Regions from separate parts of the Homo sapiens genome. Here region 1 is linked to region 2. The links are chromatin loops, found by intact Hi-C in ENCODE. Cell type or tissue: heart left ventricle. All regions are shown on one strand. Each heading gives the region's core, and the rest is flanking DNA. Links, peaks and the distances in the headings are about the cores only. Region 1 overlaps RYR2 (ryanodine receptor 2). Region 2 overlaps RYR2 (ryanodine receptor 2).

Region 1 (8,331 bases), core at 254-8,253, 54 kb before region 2:
GTCAACAATGTTACCAAACAGATATTCATTTACTTGGTCCAACCTCGAAGCATCCTCACAAAGGACCCAATTGCTCTTCAGAAGGATGTTGAAGCTAGAGAGAAGGAAGACCAGTGGCCCAGTACCAGAGGCTCCAAGCCTGAGACCTGGCATCGTGCTTGACCTTGAAAATGTCATTGAATTCTTGAGTCTCATTAAAGGGGGACTTCACAATTGACCTCACAGGGTTGTGGTAGAGATTAAATAACAAATACAAGCACCTTGCAGCAAAGTGGCTGGTCCCCCAGAAATATGCAAATGTTAGTTGATGCCAAATAGAATATTTCAGTTTGAATTAACCAAAGAGAATGTTTCAGTCCACAGCAGGAGGTTTCAGAGCATTGGTACCCCGAGGGAGAAATGAAGCTGAGATGACGCAGAAGAGTAGAGGAACAGTGCCTACCTGGAAGATAGCAGGTGTGCCCCTACCTGAGACAAATTTGCCAGCTTTGCCTAGAGCGAGAGTTCTCAAAGTGCAGACTCCAAACCAGAGGCATCAGCATCCCTTGGGAACTTAGGGACGTGGATGAAACTGGAAACCATCATTCTCAGCAAACTATCGAAAGGACAAAAAACCATACACCGCATGTTCTCACTCATAGGTGGGAATTGAACAATGAGAACACATGGACACAGGAAGGGGAACATCACACTTCGGGGACTGTTGTGGGATGGGGGGAGGGGGGAGGGATAGCATTAGGAGATATACCTAATGCTAAATGACGAGTTAATGGGTGCAGCACACCAGCATGACACATGTATACATATGTAACTAACCTGCACATTGTGCACATGTACCCTAAAACTTTTAAAAAAAGAAAAAAAAAATGCCCATTTTCAGGCCCCACCTCAGACCCACCTAATCAGAAACTCTGGGGCCAGAGCCCAGCAATCTGCGTTTTAACAAGCTTTCCAGGGGATTCAGATGCACACTCAAGTTTAAGAACTTGAGTAAAAATTAAGTGAGTAAAAGTCAGCAGTAGAGAAAACTTAACTCTATGGGCCTATCATTCCACAAAGAAAATTCATACCAGGATATGGCACAACCCAACATTTCCACGGTTAGAAAGTGGGGCCGGGGGATTAGAATTTCACAGCTTAGCATAGGGGGTACAACTGACAGCACCTTACTGGCCCTGTGTCTGTCTTGTGACCAAGCTGTGGCACCTGTTATTTTGGGCAGTTTTCTCGGTGCACAAAGCCAGGTCATACGCTCAGTGAACATTGCTGAACACCATGAAGGTGACATTTAAAGCAAAAAGGCCCTCACAGAGGTAATCTTCCTTGGAAAATATCAGTAGTCAGGTTGGCAATCATGTAAATTTCCGTTTCCCCTACCTATCCCAGGAAATTATTATTATTATTTTTTTTTTTGAGACGGAGTCTCGCTCTGTCGCCCAGGCTGGAGTGCAGTGTCAGCAAATATTTTTTAAATTTCTGAAATCAATCACATTGCACTGCTGCTGCAGGACACTGCAGAGAGGAGATGCTGCCCATGCACCACCCACAGGCTGCAGGGGCCTCCTCCTGCCCAGGCCCATCACCGAGGCCCTTCGGGAGATTCAGTAGCCTCTATGTGTTGGTGGTTTTAGGGATGGAAAGCATAGATAATCAGATATTGCTCTTAGATTTTCCAAAACAGACAGCTAATGTCACACACAAAAGTCAATGCAAAAAATCTTCCTTTCAAAGCAATTTTCTCTCCATGCCTGAATTTAACTGCATATTCTTTGCCAACTTAAAAAAAAAACCAGCTTTACCATCTTCTAAGATTATATTTCTCAATTTCAAAAAATATAAACTGGAAGCATTCATGGGACTTCCCTGTACATTTTTCTTTGCAACCTATGACTGTAATTATTTCAAAATAAAATACATATATTTTATATATACATATATGTATTTTACATATGTATATGTATATATGTATTTTATATATACACATTTATGTATGTATTTGTGAATATATACACAGATGGTTAGGTTTTACCCTGGTTATTCCGGTTATGTTCGGCTAGGTTAGGTTTCACACTGGTTATTCTGTTGAACACACATATACATAGACACAAAGGCAAGAATCCCAAGCCCTGACTTCAAAATTAAACCCATTTGCTCATGTTCATGTAAAGAGTGATATTGAAGTGTGCTCACAATGAAAATAAACTAGTGAAGCAGTTCCTTGTCTAATCACACACCCAGCTGCTCTTAGGAGCCAGTACCCCAAAACACAGAAGCTGAGCTTGCTCAGAAATACCAAAAGTGCAAAACTGGAACGCTGGTGGAAAGCACAGACAAGAGACAACATTGCAGGCTTCCTAAGACCCACTTCCCAGACTTTCCTGATCATGCAAATCACCTGGGGTGTGTAAAAGAGATGCTTTTTCCCATTCCTGATTGCCAGGAGGAGGGACTCTCCTCCACCCTGCAGCCTCCACGCCCCTACACACTCCCGGCCTCTCTCAGCCCTCTCTACTTCCTATGTGCCTCAGGAGAAATAATTTCGACTGATAGATTTAAGAGAATCCCAGAGCTCTGCTCAGCGCAGCTCAGCCCTGTTCTCTGTTTTGGTTGTGAGCTTCTGCAGGCTGCAAGGTTCTGTTGCTGCTCCAGCGGCCCTGCTCCCAGGGAGGCCTCTGCGGTACATCAGCCTCATTCCAGGAATTCAATTAGCAGGCCTACTGGGCTAGCTGACTTAACGCAGCATCCTCCAGCCAAGCCTCTATGAGGACATTTTGACCTCTCATTTGTCCTAGTCATTGTTTTTGTCTCAATTCATTCAGAAGCTGGGCAGGAAAGGGGAGTATCATATACTGGGCCCCTCCGATCCCTCCAACAGGTGTAGCCTCACAACCCAGATTCCCAGGCCCCTCTCCTGGAGGTTCTGGGTCGCTAAGTCTAAATCAGTGCTTGATGCTTAGGCAAGGAGCCCAGGAGATTCTTATTCCCTGGAAAATTTGGGAAATGCTACCCTAAAGAATATTCTAGGATCATGTTCCCTGTTATGCAAAGTTGAGGCATACATGAACCAGCTTCCACAGAGGTTTCCAGCACCACCAGGAAGGTTAGCTCTAATTACTCCCACAGGGGACATGAGAGAAACCGTGAGCTCAGGACCGGAACCTTTTTACCAGGAGGTAAAACAGCCCCACAAAGGAGTAGAGGCTTTTCAACAATGCCTCAAGAAAAATAAAGGAAGATGAGGGCATGTGAAGCCCAGGGGAACCCCAGGGAAGGAGGGAGGAGCCCAGCCTGTGCAGGGGAGGTGGATGCCACACGTGTGACGTGCTTCTGGAAAGAACTAAGGCTGCAGGACACCGTGAATCTGGAAGGGAATGCCCCAAAGCATCTTCCACCTCAAGTGTCCAGACGTTTCCTACACCTTTGTGACCACACAAGATCCTGAGTGGACTCAGAGGCATCTTCCACGGGAGATGGAAGTCACCAACTCTGAGCCAGGAATCGGAAGCTTCACATCTATTACCTATAATAGAGCAAGGTAAATGTAAAAGCAACTTGGTAAAACTAAAGCTGCAGAGAAGTGAGAACCTACAATGTTTCCTTTTTTTTTTTTTTTTTGAGATGGAGTCTCACTCTGTCTCCCAGGCTGGAGTGCAGTGGTGCGATCTCGGCTCACTGCAAACTCCACCTCTGGGTTCACGCCATTCTCCTGCCTCAGCCTCCTGAGTAGCTGGGACTACAGGCGCCCGCCACCACGTCCAGCTAATTTTTTGTATTTTTAGTAGAGACGGGGTTTCACCGTGTTAGCCAGGATGGTCTCGATCTCCTGACCTCGTGATCCGCCCGCCTCAGCCTCCCAGAACCTACAATGTTTTCTATTAAGCAAGAACTCCTAAGTGGGGCTCATAGTACAGCATCTATAACTTCTAAGTTAAGATATATAAAGTATATGTTGTCCATTGATGTTTTGATGTCATTGTTTAATGTGTTGGTCTATTTTATTTTAGTAAACATAATAATGCTTATAAGACTTTTATTGGTTCATCCTTCTTTAGCCCTCCAGCCTTTTATTTCCCCCATATGGCCTTAGATTTCTTAATCCAAATTAACCTCCCTTTGTGTTACAGACTAAATGTTTATGTCCCTCAGTCCCCCCAAAATCATATGTTAAAATCTTAACCCCAAATGTAATGGCATTAGGAGGCGGGGCCTTGGGAGGTGATTACTGCCCTTTACAAAGGGACTTCAGAGAGCTCCTTTGTCCCTTCTACACGTGACAACACAGCAAGAAGACAGCCGCCTATGAACCAGGAAGCGAGCCTTCACCAGACACCAAATTGCTGGCACTCTGATCTTGGGCTTCCCAGCATCCAGAACTGTGAGGAATAATTTCTGTGGTTTCTAAGCCTCCCAGTCCATGGCATTTTGTTATAGCAGCCCAAATGGACGAAGGTGCCATGTCTGAAAAAGGGACACTGTATACACATCACACTGAGAAATCCATTTTTTCAAGGACAGTTTCAGCCCTCTCTCCAGAAGTCCACACTAACCACCTCCCAGCAGCTCCACGACTCTCTGACAGACAGCGAAAACCCCCACATTTCCAGAATGAAACTCTTGATCTTCACTCTTTCCAGGACCGCTCCATCTTAGCTGGTGAAACATCATCTGTCTGCCAGAAACCTTGGGATGATCCGGACTCCCCTTCTCTCTCTCAACCCTCATCAGAACCATGAGGAAATCCTCCTGGCTCTATGTCCAAAAAAATATCCAGGGTCCTGCTGCTCGGTGCCACCTCCCCCTGCTGCCACCGTGCTGCAAGCCACATCAGAGCCTGTCTGCAGCCCAGCGGGAGCTGGTGCAGGGGAGCTGTTCTCCCTGCCCACCCCTGTTTACCAGGAACATCTATTCTCAACACAGTGGCCAGACGGGTCTTTTCAGAATGAAAATCAGAACGAGCTACCCCTCAGCTCAAAGGATTGCAATGACTCCCATATGGCTAAAAGTAATAGCAAGAGCCCAGTCCTCTCAACAGCCCTCAAGGCCTCCTCCACCTGCCCGGCCCACACCCGCAGCCCCTCTGGCCTCCCCACCACTGTGCCCCAGTCCTGCTGCACACTCTGTTCCTTAGAGTCTCCAGGCACACTCCCACGTTGGTGCTGGCACTGGCTGCTCCCTCTGCCTGGAAGCCCATGAACTAACTCCCCTGCTATCTTCAAGCTGCTCAACTGCTACTATCTCAAAGAGACCCACTCTGATAACTATGTTTTTTGTTTGGATTTTTTTTTTTTTTTTTTTTTTTTGAGACAGAGTCTCGCTTTGTCGCCCAGGCTGGAGTGCAGTGGCGCAATCTCAGCTCACTGCAACCTCCCACCTCCTGGGTTCAAGCGATTCTTGTGCTTCAGCCTCCCAAGTAGTTGGGACTACAGCTGCCAATTTTTGTATTGCTGGCTAATTTCTGTATTTTTAGTAGGGACAGTGTTTTACCATGTTGACCAGGCTGGTCTCGATCTCCTGACCTCAAGTGATCTGTCCGTCTCAGCCTCCCGAAGTGCTGGGATTACAGGCATGAGCCACTGTGCCCAGCTAATTTTTGTATTTTTAGTAGAGACAGGTTTTCACCATGTTGGCCAGGCTGGTCTCAAACTCCTGACTTCAAGTGACCTGCCCGTCTTGGCCTTCCAAAATGCTGGGATTACAGGTGTAAGCCATTGTGCCCAGCCTGATAACTACATTTAAAATCACCACTCATTCCCTCCATCACCCCCTTATCCTGTTCTACTCTCATTTTCCCCCAGAGTACTTACGATCTTCTAACATGCAATGCAATTCATTTAATATGATTGTTTTTCAACAGGTCTTCCCCACCAGACTCTCAGCCCCATGAGGGCTGAGTATTTGTTTAACAGCATATTTCGGGCACCTAGAAGAGTGTGTGGAATACAGTCGGTGCTCAATAAAATTTCAGCCTTCCCCAAACGTAAGGTGAACAAAGCAGCTGGGCTAGCTCAGGGTTCAACCAGCCGTGTTTGCCGGCACTGAGACTCATGTCAGGAAGGGGGAGGACTCACAAGATGTGAGCAGCACCCCTTATTCGTGAGGTTCTAGAAGGCCTTTCTGCACTGAAATTTCTCCCTGACAGTCTGCCAGAAAGCCTGAAATTCCCAGCATTACCATCAGACCGTTGAGAAGACCTCGAGGGAGAAGGGAATGTGGCAAACTCATCACAGCCATTAAGCACCAGGCACAGATCAGCCAGCTTGAATCTCCACTGCACGATAGTCAACAGGTACAGAGGGCCTGCCACGCACAGGCACTGTGCTTGCAAACTCGGTACAAAGATGAGGAGGAGACTCCTTTCCTATCCGTAGGGAGATGGGGGTCTAGGCGGGGAGAGAAGTACATATACAAGTAAGTACAGTGCCCTGGGTAAAACCTGAAAGAAAGGTTTACACAAGGCCCTAGAGGGTGACCAGGACCCAGTAACAGCTGGGAGAGTCACAAAGGCTATCAGAAAGGAGAAGTGACTGACAAACCAGTAGAATTTGCCGGGCAAAGAAAAAAAGGCAAGGGAACAGCACCTGCAAAGCCACATAATTGTAAAAGGCACAGCACATTTAAGCGATGGTGTTGGTCAACTCACCATGCCGGAGCATCACACAGAAGCAGCAGTGCTAGACAAGGAGACAGGGAAAGGTGCTGAGCTGGCCTGGTCTTACAGGTGGGAGGGGACAGCAGCGGGTGAGGGCAGAGCAGAGTTTTTTGGAAGATGGTCCTAAGGGCAGGCAGGAGGAGGTGCTGAACAAAGGAAACGTCCTTGGCAGGGCCCTAATGAAAGGGACAGCTGGAGCCTTGTCCCTACTGAGGGATGCTTGCTTCCAAGTACCAAATGTAATGCAAAGGGAACGCCGGCCAAATCCCACAGGTCCAGGCCACAGACAGGCACGTTCCATGGATGATGAATTACTGCCGCTCCCTCCAGGTTCTACCTACAAAACGAAAAGGTGGGAGATGGATGGGCGAGAGGAAAGCCCCTTGCTGGTCCAGAGGAGAAATGATGAGGAACCGATGCATTTGCAGTGAAGGCGGGTTTTGGCCACAAGCAACTAAATATCACGTGAGGAACTTCAGCCCGGGATGACACAGACTGATAAAGGCATGGTGACCACAGAGAGACAACCAGACAAAAGAGACAGAATTCTCGGTTGCAAATGACAGAAACCAACCAAGTTGGAATGCTAGCTAACAGGTGTTCAAAGAATTGACAGGGGCTGGCCGCGGTGGCTCACGCCTGTAATCCCAACACTTTGGGAGGCCGAGGCGGGTGGACCACCTGAAGTCAGGAGTTCGAGACCAGCCTGGCCAACATGGTAAAACCCTGTCTCTACTAAAAATACTAAAATTAGCCAGATGTGGTGGCACACACCTGTAATCCCAGCTACTCGGGAGGCTGAGGCAGGAGAATCACTTGAATCTGGCAGGTGGATGTTGCAGTGAGCCGAGATCATGGCATTGCACTCCAGCCTGGGCAACAAGAGTGAAATTCTGTCTCAAAAAAACAGGGACACTGGACAATGTAGCCTGGAAAATGGGCAGAAACCAAAGGAAGGTGGTGGTCAGAAGGCCCACGGCCCAGACACACACAGAAGCAGTTACGATAATTCAGCACCAACACCTGAGGTAGCCCTAACCTGTCCCCTGTTCTTCACGTTGCTTACTTCAGGTTCAAAGTACCAGGCTACAGGAGGATTGGTTGTGCTAAGGTCAAGTTGCATGCCCTGGGCAGCAGGATATGGAGAAAGCAGGTACTGACCTTTTCAGCTTCCGTTGTAGGTGATGCCATGACTCACGCAACAGTGAGGTTCCCAAACGTAGGACAGTGTTCGGAAGCTGAATATCCAAAATAAATTTTAAAATAATGTCCACTTAGCAGTTTCTAACTCTAAGCCCAATTTCCAATGGACACATCTATCTTGGATGGCCTCAGAGCTCCTACTGGCCTCAGACATCCATAATCCCAGCTCCACAGTACTATAATATCCAAGATTGAGCTCCCAGCTTTTCCATCCCAGAAAGTACCCTTGGGTTCAAATAAAACTGTTCTTGGTTGTTTTTCGTGGAGTTTCTGTTTCATAAGATGAAACTGTTCGGAGATTTGTTGCACAACGGTGTGCATATACTTAACACGACTGAACTGTATCGTTTTAAATGGTTTTGATAAGTTTTATACGTGTATTTTATAATAAAACAAAAATTTTCTCTATCAAATTATTATTATTTTTTTAGATGGAGTCTTGCTCTGTTGCCCAGGCTGGAGTGCAGGGGTGCCATCTT
Region 2 (8,331 bases), core at 53-8,052:
GTCCTCACAGGTGCAGTGCTCCAGTCCTCACAGGTGCAGTCTCTAGTCCTCACAGGTGCAGTGCTCCAGTCCTCACAGTTGCAGTGCTCCAATCCTCACAGGTGCAGTGCTGCAGTCCTCACAGGTGCAGTGCTCCAGTCCTCACAGGTGCAGTGCTCCAGTCCTCACAGGTGCAGGGCTCCAGTCCTCATAGGTGCAGTGCTCCAGTCCTCACAGGTGCAGTGTTCCAGTCCTCACAGGTATAGTCTCTAGTCCTCACACATGCAGTGTTCCAGTCCTCACAGGTGCAGTGCTCCAGTCCTCACAGGTGCAGTGCTCCAGTCCTCACAGGTGCAGTGTTCCAATCCTCAGAGGTATAGTCTCTAGTCCTCACAGGTGCGATGCTCCAGTCCTTGCAAGTGTGCTTCAGTCCTCACAGATGCAATGCTCCAGTCCTCACAGGTGCAGTGCTCCAGTCCTCACAGGTACAGTCTTTAGTCCTCACAGGTGCAGTGCTCCAGTCCTCACAGGTGCAGTGCTGCAGTCCTCACAGATGCAGTGCTCCAGTCCTCTCAAGTACGGTCTCCAGTCCTCACAGGTGCAGTGCTCCAGTCCTCACAGGTGTGCTCCCTGTGTATCTTCACACCATCTTCCCTCTGTGTGGACCTGCGTCCTAATCCCTTCTTGTTAGGAGGGCACTAGTCATATAGGACCAGGGGCCAGCTTAATGGCCTCACTTTCACTTGATTCCTTCTGTAAAGACCCTATTTCCCATTAAGGTCACATTCTAAGGTCCTGGGGATTAGGATGTCAACATACTTTTTAGGGAGCCATAATTCAGTCCATAACATATCTCAAAATAAATACATCCAAAATAAATCCCACTGCCTTCCCCTGAAACCTCCCCTTCCTCCTGATTTCCATATGACCAACACCATCTGAAGCTCAGCTTTGTCTTTTTCCTCTTCTTGTATCTAATCAGTTACCAACCCCATAAACCCTTTCTCCACTGTGTCCTAAAGCTCCCGCTCCTTTCTATTCCCACAACTACCACCCAAATTTAGGCCCGAATTATCTTGCACCAGCTCCGTGGTGACTGTCTCCTAATAGGCTTCTCAGCTCCGGTCCCGCTCTGATCTCTCTACATCCCAATTTATCTTATAAATTGCTGCCCCATTAATCTTTCTAATGGACAGCTCTGACCCATTTTTCTCCCTTGAGAAGGAGAAAAAAGAATAACTTCCAGGGCCCCTTTTACCTTATGAATTAAGAACAAATCCCTGACCCTGGTCTCAGGGCTCCCCAGTCCCCCCAGGATGACACAGCAGTACTCGCCCGTCATCTCTCTCCCAAACGTGTCACCGTGCTTCCCGCCTTCGCATCAGGGTCTCATCAAGGAAGGGAATGGCACTCTCAAGGGTTTAACTGAAGAGAGGTGAATGAGGGATCATTTACCAAGGTGCGGGCTGGGAGCGTGACAGGATCCGACAGAGGTGGGACTTCTAGGGACCAGCAACAGTGGGAAACTGTCCCCAGCCCTGGATCTGAGCCAACAAGGAAAGGAAACAGTGCTCCCGGCACCATCTAGAGTAGGAGGCTCCTGAACATAGAACAGGGCAGAGAAGACTGGAAAGTGGCCCTGGGGATGGGGAGACAGAAGAAACAACACATGGCCCCCACTCACCTTCCTCTTTCATCTGTCCTGTCTTCCTGCCCTCCCCACCCAAATTCAGCAAGATCCCACTCACTTTTACTTTAGGAGGCATAGTAGTGGTGTTGAAGGTAACTTTTTTTAAAGTAAAAATACGACTCAAACAAAGACAAAATGAACACATCAAAGATTTTATTTAATTTCTTCACTAAAGAACCAGTGTGGTATCACAGCAGGTTCAAAGGAGACTCCAAAGGACATACAGAGATATCAGCCCATCAGGAAGGCTGAGATGAATTTGCTTGAGAAGAATAAACCCACTCGGTATCTACAACTGCATTCTAGTAGACACAATTTGCATTTTCTATAATCAAGAATCAACAGTTCAGGAATCATTACTATCAGTTTTCCACAATTTAAGAGCAGTAAGATAGCTCCCAGACAAGTGAAAAGCACAGATAACCTAAATGGACAAATGTGATAGGACAGCCATAAATCATTCCTTATAATCCAATTTACAGTCTTTTACCATTTTTCCTGACAGATGGAGGGAGGGGGGGAGGGGGGAGGCGGGGAGGGGAGAAGAGGGAGGAAGGAGGAAGGGAGGGAGGGAGGAAAAGGGAAGGAAGGGAGGAAGTGATGGATAAAGGGAGGGAGAGAAGGAGGGAAGAAAAAGGAAGGAAGGGAGGAAAGAAGGGAAGAAGGGAGGGAGGGAAGGAGGGAGGGAGGAAGGAGAAAGAAGGGCTTTGGCATCTGAAAACCCTGGGCTCGCCAGCAACATCACTTACTCATTAATTGCCCTTGAACAAGTCATTTCACCTCTTTGCAACTCAGTTTCCTGATCTGTATTAATGCAATTAACCGCTTTATAGACTAAATGGATTGTTCCAGGAATCAAATGAATTGCAGCTATCCTGTCTGAGCGGAATAATGTGGGCCAATATACTTGTCCTTTCATGTTCCTTCACTATAAAGGGGTTAGACCCTGATCCCTGAAGATCCTTTTCAGTCTGAGAATTCTGTGACTGGAAATGCTGCCTCCTCCACCAAGCCTTAGATAATGGTACTCCTGGGACACGGATCCCTCCCTCCTCAACATCCTTTCCTCTGACGGTTTTCTGATTGTTATGTCCACTGTGTAGTAGAATATTTGCGTTTTCCTTATTCCCTATCCCACCCATAGAGACAGAATAAGCTCTTTAAAGGCAGGACAAGCGTGGATATAAGTCCAGCAAGAAGCATGGCACGTAGCAGGCAGTCCACGAACATTTCAGAATGAAGGAGAAGAGACCGGGCGCTGGCGCAGGAAGAGGTGAAATCACAATTGTCTCTTATCCTTCACCAGTTTCCGTATCCTCTTTGGTGTGAGTAGGACTGACTCAAGTCGGGCTGACTTTGCAGGCTTCTGTGTGATGCAATTCTTCATGACGGGAGCAGGACATTTAGACTTAATAATGACACCCCCATCTTCAGGAGATGATGGCCCCTTCCCTGTCACAAAGGGAATGGCAGTGAAGCTGAAGTTTTTACGCTTCTCTGACAGCCATCAATCAAAAACGTTTCATCTCAGCTTTTCATTTGTCTGAAGAAGAAATGTTCTCCTGACGTTTCGTCGAACCTACAAGCCAGGACGTGTAAGCTGATCATGACTCCCAGCTGTGGGCATTGGCCTTGGAAACATGTCATGACAGACATGTCCAAGACCAAAGGGAACTAACGGGATAGTCTAAAAAATAAGAAGAGATGGGTTGGGTGCGGTGGCTCACACCTGTAATCCCAGCACTTTGGGAGGCTGAGGTGGGCGGACCATGAGGTCAAGAGATCGAGACCATCCTGGCCAACATGGTGAAACCCCATCTCTACTAAAAATACAAAAATTAGCTTGGCATGGTGGCGGGCACCTGTAATCCCAGCTACTCAGGAGGCTGAGGCAGGAGAATCACTTGAAGCTGGGAGGCAGAGGTTGCAGTAAGCCAAGATCACACCACTGCACTCCAGCCTGGCAACAGAGTGAGACTCTGTCTAAAAATAAATAAATAAATGAAATAAAACAAGAAGAGAGGCAAAGGGCATCAGGGATTGGATCCTGTGTATGCAATGCGTGTGTGTGTATGTTTCTGTTACATTTTTCAAGTGTCTTAATCATCCTTCAATATGTTGTTCTTCCCTAAAAGGAGAGGAAAAAAAAAACCCTGTTCTTGCCTACAGGCTCATAACTGTGACATGCTCCTGAAGTACAGTTCTTGAAAATATTGTCCTTAAAAAAACAAGCACTTTAAAACATATTTTCATCCCTTAGCCCACTCCCCCAAATGTCAACTGTTTCAAAAATAAAATGAATCAAAATTTCCTGAAACGCTACAAAAGAGATTTTGGAGCACTTTTAGAGATCAAGGCGGCATTTCATTGAAACTTTAATTCCTGCCTTACATGTTGTTCTATAGTCTGGATTCTGCCTTTCATGTTTTTTTCATATTTTATAATGAAATAGAATCTCTGCTTTTACCACCATTTACTTCACCATTGGCCATTTACTCCGTGAGTTTTGGAGCCCAATATCATGACCACATCCATCATCTCTTCACCTTTTGGACCCTCTGAATTTTACACAGGACACAATCCCCCTAGAACCATAAGCTTACTGTTCCCAGGTTGATGCATATAAGGTTTCACTGTTTGAGCATCTGAACTCTACGGGAACTATGGCTTCCACCTTCATGGTATCTCTTAGGTACCTGGTATAATGCTACAGATAAAAGAGGTATCCCGTTCACACACACTGCATTAAGGTACCCTAGTAAACTGCATATAATTACCCTACTCTGTATTTATTATGTAAAATACTATCTCATGGAATCAGTTCGATGCAATTCCACAAACATTAAACACAGGACCTATGATGTGGCACACAGCCTGCAAGGCTCTGGTAATGTAAGAAATTCACATTTGATATTATAAAGTAACTTCCTGCAGGTAGAAGCAGGGCACCAAGTTTCCCTCTCATTTTAAAATATGTCCATCTCCAGCAGAAAGGGCCCCTGTATGGCAAGATTAAGTGAGAGTTCTAGAGCCAGCCTGCCCAGGTCTGAAACTGTCGCTCCACTGCCTGTGTCTGCAAACACTGGGCTCACTTCACTTCTTTGCAGGTAGCTACCTCTGAGGGATTTTCTAGGGATTTCATGAGAAAATACACATGCAATGCTTAGAACAGACCTGCCAGACAATTACATATCAATGCACCTACAAGAAATAAAGTTGCCAACAGCAGTAGGTAGGCCACGGCGTAAAAAAGCTCTGATCTCCTGACTAGAAATGGTTACTCCTCAGGCTGATGCTGTATTTAAGATCAGAGGAACTCCTCTCAGCCTGTGGGACTATTCAAATGTGCCTTAAGAATGCCCTGTACAACCTCAAAAAGACATGTGGACACCATTGTTCCTGAATGCTGAGATGGTACAGGTTTGTTGCTGGTCCTGCCACTATCAAAATAGCATCTCTCAAAAGTAACTCACTCATGAGCCCCGAGGAGAGAAGAGGAGAGAAGACGAGAGGGGAGGGGAGGGGAGGGGAGGGAGAGAGATAAAGAGAAAGAGAGAGAGAGAGAGAGAGAAGGGGAGGAGAGGGTAGGGAACGGGAAGGGGAGGGGAAGGGGAGGGAAAGGGGAGGAAGGGGGGGGAGAGAAAGGGAAAGGGAGGGAAGGGAAAAGGAGGGAAGGGGGAAGGGAGGGGAGGGAAAGGGAAAGACAAAGGGAAAGGAACCATAAAAATAAAAACCCCAAAGCACTGGAAGAAATAACAGAGATCAACAGACAATTCACTGCTACACATGAACTAATTTAACTGAATTCTACACCACAGTCAAAATTGGTGAAAAAAAATATGGTGGAATATCTTTCATTCATTTGTGCACACATGTGTGCGTGTGTGTGAGACCGAACTTTCCTCATGTAAAGTTTCTTTGATTATGAAATAAATATAAACTCTAGCAAAAGCTAGAAGAATTTAAATCATAATTGCTTTTATTTTGAAAACCAGAAACCTGCTGTGGAAAAGAAGAGAATACAACTTCTAGTGGCTATCACCTCAGTGTGCTGTTCGGCTTCATTTTAACAATATCCCAATTGACTCAAGACTAAGGATATCATTTTTCCTGTAAGCTTTCTTTTTCTTTTCTTGATCTTCTCAAAATGTATCATTTCAGTTTATATCTTTGGTTATGCATTAAATATGAGTGAAATTCATGGGTTCCCATGTACATTATGAATCAGATTCTAAACTCAGGAGGAAAGAGAAACAATTAAAACTTCATTAGAAGCAGAATAAATGTGCAAAAACTCTTAAAATACCAAAAATGTTAAAGGAAAAAAAGTGCTTGCCATAGTAGAAAAACAAATTGGCCACATTGAATTGTTCCTTCCTTCATGGTGATGAGATGTGTGGGCCTGTGCCTCTCCCTCAGTGACCACATGCGGGTTTCCCCTGCACACTAAGAACCACGTGTCCCAGGGAGCAAATGTGTCCTCGTTCCCGCCTCAGCCCTTCCCAGACTCAGGAAGGCCCTGCCAGCCTCTGAGTTCCTATACACTTTCTCCTGTTCCACTCGCTTTCTTCTGCATCTATCTTGGCTCCACAGCTAGATTTCAGGTTTTCTTCCAGTAAATTGGCAGATACTCATCATCGGTTGGTGGGTGGTAAGTACCTGCACCCAGCCATCCAGGGGAGGTCTCCCTGGGTTCACGTGTCAGTGGCTCCTCTCTCTCTGTCCCCTACTTGGGTAACGAACATGAAAGCAATTACGTGTAGGTCCTCTGAACACTCCGTCACTAACAGGGAATGCCTTGGACTTCCATTTCATTGCAGCAACACCACTACAGAACTTTTGCAATAGAAACCAGGAAATATACCTTCCACATGGGCTTTGAGGCTGACTGTAACATTCTGGGAAACCCCAGAAACATGGGCCACTTCTTCACCAGCCAGGGAGAAGGTAACTATGGAAGCCAGAGAAGTACTTCACGGCTGGGACAATAGAGAGGATTTGCAAACAAGCTCACTAGGAGTTCAGTTACTAAATGGATCCGAACCTAAGTAGTCCCTAAGAGGGCTACTGACATGAGAGAATTCTTCTCCTAGCTCCTTCTAAATGCCTGTCTGCAAGCTTCTCTTATTGTTAACATCTCCTCTTCCCTGAAAGAAAACCACCCATCATCAAGAATCCTGGCTCAAAGCTTGTTGTCAGCTTTCAGGGCCTGTAATCCACCAGGATGAGGATTTCCAGGGACCCCAGGATCATTCAAAGCTTTTCTTTCCAGTCCCAGGGTGAGATTTTGTTATGCTCATCCTGCAGAATGGTTTGAGTCTGGTTGACCCTAAGACTACGAACATGACAATGGAAATTACCGCAAGTCCCTCTGAGAAAACAACCTCCCCATTTTACCTCTCTCAAACAAATCTCTATCTGACCCCACCAGCCCCAAGGTCACACAACCATTTGTTGGCAGGGTCCTCATCCCAATGTTCTTCCCGTGATTAATAAAGAGGAAAGTAAGGGGATGAAACTGATCCACTGGACACTCTAACAGTGCCCCTGGAAGTCACCTCACCCCCTGACAGCTGCTCATTTGAAATACAGCTTCTGACTCTAAACCAGTATTTCTTTTGGGCAGCCCTAATCACTCAGACTCAATTAATCCTTAATTTATTCTCTTACTCTCCTTTGTTCATTTGCTCTAGTGACTGTAACTTCCCTCTCTCTAATTGCCTTCTCCGGGTGTCCCCTCCCACTGGACCTGGGAGCCACTGCGGCCTCCCAAAGCAGCAATCATCACCTGGCCTCTCTCACCCTACACACCTCCGGTGTCCTCATCTCAGAATTTCACCCACCAACACTCCTACTCTTCTGCTTCCAGAAGAGATCTTACCTCTATTCTTCCACCCCCACTATCTTTGCCTACTTCCTTCATAGCAGGTTCCTTCTTTCTGCATTTGGACGCATTCAAGTGATGTTCACATTAAACTTGTGGGCAGGAGGATCCTTTCTCTTGTCCCGATCTTCTCCTTGCCACAAGATTTCTCTCAAGTCTGTCCTTGTAGTTAACAGTGCACCAAGCATCATGGGAAACCGATGCCCAACACGGTCCCAACTCACCCACAGAGCATCAGGGTCAGAGCATTCTCTGACCATTGCTTGAGTTTCCCAATCAGTTCCATACATTTTATTAATTATTAGTGATAAATGGTCGGAGAAAGGTAAAATCGGAATTGGTTAGAGTGATCCAAGAAAACTCTGTGTAGGATGAAAAGCATAAGCAAGGTATCAAGGGGCAGATCATAAAAGGCCAAGTAGAGAAATTAGACAGGATATGCAAGGATGTGAGCTGAGGCTGGGAGATGGACACGAGGGTTTCAGGAGGACTAAAATGGCAGGCGGATTCTAGGTGGGTTGCCGATTTGTTGCAGGAGGAAGGATGACGAAGGTTGAAATGAGTACTGGGATCAGAACAAGAAGCTAACGGAGTATGAAACACATCGAAATCTGAGTTGGATTGCAAAGAGAAACACGATGGGCTATGATGACAAATTAGATGCAGAAGAGAAGAAAGAGAACTAGACAAATGCATTGAGCCACTCCCATGAGCCAGGCACTGTTGTTCTAAGTCCGTAAAGCTAGGTGCTGGTGGATTCCGGCCTCAGACTCAGGTC

What was found. Peaks named below come from ENCODE experiments on the same cell type or tissue, not always from the same donor. Only the 100,000 strongest peaks of a DNase experiment are listed, where the experiment ranks them.
Region 1: a loop joins it to region 2, with 3 times the contacts of the local background. A loop is called at or near these places in 2 of 110 quality-filtered maps.

What each region holds. Positions count from the first base shown.
Region 1 is chr1:237,102,804-237,111,134 of GRCh38, reverse strand. The region is part of intron 1 of RYR2 (ryanodine receptor 2); the gene reads right to left. Among named protein-coding and RNA genes, the nearest start is that of RYR2, 65 kb to the right of the region's middle. In heart left ventricle, for the core only: no CTCF peak of the experiment used is centred there; a DNase peak (open chromatin) is centred at 5,102; H3K27ac peaks cover 4,174 bases.
Region 2 is chr1:237,048,192-237,056,522 of GRCh38, reverse strand. The region is part of intron 1 of RYR2 (ryanodine receptor 2); the gene reads right to left. Among named protein-coding and RNA genes, the nearest start is that of RYR2, 10 kb to the right of the region's middle. In heart left ventricle, for the core only: no CTCF peak of the experiment used is centred there; no DNase peak of the experiment used is centred there; H3K4me3 peaks cover 1,877 bases; H3K27ac peaks cover 3,078 bases.